Linked DNA regions of Mus musculus: region 1 is linked to region 2. Evidence: chromatin loops called from intact Hi-C (ENCODE). Cell type or tissue: gastrocnemius. All regions are shown on one strand. Each heading gives the region's core, and the rest is flanking DNA. Links, peaks and the distances in the headings are about the cores only. Region 1 overlaps Klhl29 (kelch-like 29). Region 2 overlaps Klhl29 (kelch-like 29).

What was found. Peaks named below come from ENCODE experiments on the same cell type or tissue, not always from the same donor. Only the 100,000 strongest peaks of a DNase experiment are listed, where the experiment ranks them.
Region 1: it touches region 2 in a loop (2.1-fold over the local background); 3 of 42 quality-filtered maps call a loop at or near these places.

What each region holds. Positions count from the first base shown.
Region 1 is chr12:5,207,400-5,210,308 of GRCm38, forward strand. Klhl29 (kelch-like 29) reads right to left here. Exons shown (of 14, transcript NM_001164493.1): 3 at 2,533-2,862. The coding sequence starts at 2,817. Among named protein-coding and RNA genes, the nearest start is that of Gm51980, 74 kb to the right of the region's middle. In gastrocnemius, for the core only: no CTCF peak of the experiment used is centred there; a DNase peak (open chromatin) is centred at 1,590; H3K27ac peaks cover 1,516 bases.
Region 2 is chr12:5,146,837-5,149,745 of GRCm38, forward strand. All of the region lies in intron 3 of Klhl29 (kelch-like 29), which reads right to left. Among named protein-coding and RNA genes, the nearest start is that of Gm51980, 130 kb to the right of the region's middle. In gastrocnemius, for the core only: a CTCF peak has its summit at 1,194 (motif pointing right); no DNase peak of the experiment used is centred there; H3K27ac peaks cover 566 bases.

The DNA of each region.
Region 1 (2,909 bases), core at 277-2,776, 61 kb after region 2:
CAGTTTCCCCGATGGCAAGAGCCAGCTCTTTAGTGGCTGCTTGGCGAAGACCTGGCTGGTTGACCAGGGAAACTACTGACTGACATCTGGGTTTGGCCTGGGTGTCCACTGATGTGATCAAGGCATAGAGGTAGACACACAGGCTAGAGGACAGGTATCTGGGCTAGCAGCAGCAAGGCCAGAGCAACAGGGGGCACTACTGCCGTCAACAGTGGCTCTCAACCTTCCCAATGCTGCGACCCTTTAATACAGTCCTCTGTGTTGTGGTAACTCCAACCACAAAATTATTTTCATTGCTGCCTCATAACTATAATTTAGCTGCTGTTATGAATCATAATATAAATATCTGATATACAGAATGTCTGATATGTGACCCCTGTGAAAGTAGCGGCCCACAGATTGAGAACAGCTAGCTTATGTCGACGCCCAGTGCCCTCACTAGAAACCACCATGGGCAGCTACCCTGCTACTGTCCGACCCATTCTCTGCACACACTTCTCTAGCAACCCAAAGAACGCAGACCCTAAGTAGACCCTACCTGAAGCCTCAGGTATGAAACTGGGCTGAGATGCTCACAGTGGAGACGACACCCAGTCTCTGCTGTCACATGCCATGGGAACTGACCTTCCTAGCAGGCCCGAACTCTTGTCCTTTCTCCCACTACTGGTTGGCCCCTCGCTCAGTCCTTCCCAGTTGTGGTTTTCTGTCTGCGGCTTGTTCTCTTCCTCTCATGTGGCTGTGGTTTGGAGTCTGGCTAGAGAGAAGGGCTAGGAAATTACTGAGCTATTTTGGAGCAAACCAGGTTCCATGTGTCTAGGGCAGAGGCAGGGCATCCCTTCAGAGAGCAATGGGCACCGTCTTTTACCTGGCAGAAGCCTAGGTTATATTCTCAGAAGCAGCTCAATACTGGCTATAAGGCTCTCACCCTGAAGGGATGGAAGCCATCAAATGGACCTGCAGAACCTCTCTCTCACCTGGAGCCCTGGCTGTTGGCACCAGAGGCCACCCTTCTCCAGATGGCGAACAGCTGGCTGCCAGATGTGGCCAGCAGGGCTGGCAAGCAGGCTGTCCTGGATAGAGGTCACCAATTCAGAGTGGCCAGGGCCTGGTGCCCAGGACAGGAATGTATCTGGCTGGCCTGGGGAAGTGTGCCTGAATAATCATCCATATCTGCTCCTGTCTAGTGTTACTTCCTTGCCTGCCTTGCTGGGGTGGTGTTTTCATAACAGGAAAATAAAATCAATAAGACACTGCAGCAAGACGTCAGTGTGCTGCAAGCTGGTCTCCAATAGCTCCATTGTCTCGGGTCTCCGCTGGGCTCTGCGGCCAGCAGTGCTGTTATTAATGGGAAGCAGGGCTGAAAGGGGGGTTTTGAAAATCGTAGAGACAAAGGCGCAGAGTACCTGGAGAGCATCGTCCACCACCGCAGCTACCTCACAATGGCCAGCCCGGGGCTTCTCCTGCAACCTTTATGAAAGCAGGCAAAGAAAAGCGTGCACACACACGTGCAGCACACACATACACACTCATACACGCGCACACATGCAGCTCCTGGGAAGTGCTTCTGAATGGCTGGCAGAGGCAAAAAGGCAGCCTGCAGAGCCTCTGCTTGGCTGAGGGGGAAGGAAGAGATGACCATGTTGCTTGCCTTGGCCACCAGCTGCCCCTCTGTGGCTCAGTCTGCCTGAAGGGGTTTGTACAACCTGCAAGAGGGGGCTCCAGAGTCCTTTAGTTCAGCCCAAAGCCAGCTAAGGGCCTTGGGGACATTAGTTTCCACATTCCATTTTATACAGACTGGCTTCTGCCTCCATTCTGGAGGAATCATCTCTTAAAAAGAAAGAAAGAAAGAGAGAGAGAGAGAGAGAGAGAGAGAGAGAGAAGGAGGGAGGGAGGGAGGGAGGGAGGAAGGAAGGAAGGAAGGAAGGAAGGAAGGAAGGAAGGAAGGAAGGAAGAAAAAGCAGACTCATCAGGGGAGCTAATCCCCTGCAGTCATTGCTGGGATGAGTTCTAGGTCCTCACAGCAGCTCCTATAACTAGTATGTCTGGGGACTCTCAGCAATGAGGCAGGCATGTATGCACTGACCTTACAAGCTTGTGGTGAGGCTCGCGGGGACTGTAGACATGAGAAAATCCACCGTGGTGATGGCACTGTAATGGGCACTTGTCCCTGTGTGGCTAGTATGGCTGCAAACTCCAGCCACTGAGGACCCCCCCCCCCCCCGGGTTACTTATATGATTTTAGTTTTCCTATTTAGGGAAGTGAGCATTGCCAACTTGGCAATACCCCTTCCTCACTCAAGCAGTAGCTTTTAATCAGCACACGTGTAGCGTTGGCATCTGCTTGTCTTCCTCCAAGTTGGTTACAGACAGAGCCTGTCTGGTAAAAAGAGCCATTTTAACCTTCAGAACCAACTGCAATGCACTTTATGGAGGTCATGGCTCTGGGAACAAAAACCAGGGGATAAGGCCTCTGTGCTAGCCTGGGCCTGGGCTGTTGCCTGGTCCCTTCCCAGAAAGGATAGCGGGTCTTACCTTGGTGGTGGCTGCGGAGGCCGAGCTGACCACAAGACTGGTGATAGCTTCACTGCTGCCGGTCGTGCAGGGAGCAGGAGCCGTGGCGGGTGTGGGCAGCCGGGAGGGTACCACAGGCAGTGGTAGGAGGCCCGGTCTTGCGCTGAGACTGCTGGCTGTGCTGCCACCAGCACCGGAGGTGACGCTGCAGACGCTGGTGGCCCCGTGGGTCCCATTGACGCTCCACTCACGGCGGTCCCAGCCTATGCGGTAATCTCTTTCGAAGCGGCTGTGGTGCCTGGACATCTCGGTGGGCCGTGGCAGCTTCTCACAGGGAACCAGAGCCCGGACCTGTCAGCACAGAACACAGGAGGGTGGTTTAAGCAAAGAGTAGCTCT
Region 2 (2,909 bases), core at 248-2,747:
TTGAGACAGCATCTCTCATTGTTTCACCCACCTGGCTGGTCAGCAGATCAGCCAGCCCCAGGGACCCCTCAGTATCCGAGTCTTCACTGCTGGGATTGCAGGAGTGAGATGTTCTACCCTCCCTGCTTTTAATTTCCTTAAACTGAACTCAGATCTTCAAACTTGACCAGCAAGCACTTGACTGACTGAGCTATCTCCCCTCCCTCTAGCTCTTTGTTTTAGAACCACTCACAGCTTCTGCCCTTTAGGCCAGACATGGAATCAATGAGTACTACCTGGTGACTGGCATAAACATAGATACCGAAGAATGGTCTCAACCAGTCTTTCTGCGTCCCTACACACAATTTGTGAGATATTAGAAAATACTATTAAGCTACTAACAACAAATAAACAAACAAACTAGATATAGAGAAAGAAAAGAAAAAGAAAAAAAATCCGAGATATACACTTTACTGTGTATATTGTAAACTACAAGAGACTGAAAGTCACTTGTGTGTTGCTCTTGGCAAACACATCCCGTGTTGTCAGCATCCTCCAGCATTTCACAGAGGATTTGGGGCAGCATAAACACAGAAGGGGCTGTTACCCTGTAACTACAAAAACAAGTGCATGCAGCCTTCCTTGGAGCTGCCCCAGATGGGTGGTGGGAGTAAAGTGGCCTTGGATGAAAAGCTGAGAAGTCATGGGGAAGAAAATGCCAGCAGTGAACTTGCAACACTCTGACCTTGATCTGCAGCCCTGTTCTCTCCTCAGGACTCCCTGAAGTAACCACCCAACCTGGAAAGACACATCTGGTGGGCCCACGCCTTTAGCTCCTAGCTATTACTGCAGGTGGTGATACACATTTCGCTGGCTTGGGCTCCACTGTTGACAGAGCCACGTTTTCTGACTGCCCTGCTCATTTTAGGCACCCTTCCTCTGAAAACCTTGCTTGGTAGCTCTGCTAACAGTCAGGGCAGAATAATTTGACCGGCCTTGCTAATAAGAGTAGGTCTGAAGTATGAGTCACCCTGGGAGGTTCACAGCTCTGAGTCTGCACACTCACTACATAGAGAGGTGGCAGAAACCCATGGATTTGGAAGCTCATGAGTTTGGGAGAGGTGAAAATTGCCATTTTACTTTTGTTTTTATACCTGGTAGTTATCACTCCCCTTGCTTCTCTGAGAACAGCAGGGACTGGTTCCTGTAGGTGGCAGACTGAGTAGGATTCAGGCATCTCTGACCACCAGCCCTTGGGTTGCTCTGGGGAATCAATTACAGGACAGCAGGTGTCAGCTCCGTGGCTGAGCACAGTGGGGACAGCCTTTCTTGGCAAATGGTTTACTTTTTCTTTCCTTCTAAGTGTGCCTGTCCTGAAAGACGTATAGGACTTTCCCGATGCTCGGGTCCCCACGTAGAAAGTGGTGAGGACTGAAGACAGAGTGCACCCACTTTCCAGATATTTATCTTGTGATTCCTATTGTTAGCAAAATCACATACCTGAGGAAGGCAAGTCTTAGTTAAAGGAATGGTGTGCTCCTGGTGGAGGCCATGTATGGGTGTGAGAACTTTTGGTGCCTGGGTGCTTTTAGATTCAGCCCATGAGTAAGTTTCCAGACTGTTAGGCCTTTTCTTTCCAGAGTATAGTGGTTCAGCTGTCCAGCTGCCACCACCACAGTGGTCTCCAACACGAGGCACGTGATTGAGATACGTCCTGGAGGTTTCCTAGAAATAGACCATAGCCCTAGAAGTTCTGATTCTGTTGCTTTGGAGTAAGGGATCACCAAAATGTGCAACTTTAACAAGTCTACAATGGTGCTGAATTAGCCCTACCTTGGGGAGCAATGGTGGTCTTCGTGTCTATGTCCCTAGGGCTGTGCCTAGTCTGGGGTTCTAGTGGCTATAGCTGCCTGTTGGATCTTGACTGGGATAAATTTAGGGGCCTTGCTCACGTGATTCATGAGAGCCAACTTCTTGGTGAGGCCCCTGTCGAAGACTCTGGCTTTGGGCTTAGGTTTCCAGGGGTTAGAGCAGCAGTTCTCAACCCATAGGTTGAATGGCCCTTTCACTGGGGTAGCCTAAGACCATCGGAAAACACGGATATTTACATTAGGACTCATATCATTAGCAAAATGACAGTTATGAAGTGGCAACAAAAATCATGTTATGGTGGGGGTCACCACAACATGAGGAACTGTATTAAAGATTCTGAGCATTGGAGGGTTGAGAGTCACTGCGTTAGAAGATGTGTTGACCTGCAATCCTGTGCGAGGAGCTAACGGTACCTAAGAGTACCTCAGATCTTATTTCTGATTGCCTTTGAGCCACAAACAAGACAAGCACAGTTAAAGCCCCACTTGGTGCTGGGGTGGGTCTCCTGTGACCCCCTTACCTTCTGTAACCAGGGTGGTCTCTCTTGGCCTCCGGCCTGTGCCCCTGCCTCCCCTTCTGAGCCCCACCAGAATGCACTGCAGAGCCTGATGAAATTTCTAATAATACTAACCAATGATGTGTTAAATTGAGACACTTCTGGCTCGGCTGCCGGAAACCCGCACGACGGTTTAAAGGACCAGCGCTTACCTTTCTCTATCAATTTGCTGCTAAATTACTGCTTTCAGAGAACTTATAGAAAAGTAATTCTTTATTTAAATTTTAATTTCCATCTTGTCATTTTAAATATATATTCAGATTCCAATCATATTACAGAATATGATGATGTCTCTGGAGGGTAAATGACCCCTCTAGGAGCCTGGGTGGGTACAGAGGATGCAAACGAGTGGGTGGAGGGGAGGGGCTTAGCAAGGAGGGAGAGACTTCAGTGACAGGCTCAGCTGAGGTAGAAGACAGAAGAACTTCAGAGGTCTATCTTGGTTGGGACCCTGCTGTGTGACCCCCCCCCCCCCCCAGACTTTGTGTGAAGTCCTGAGGGC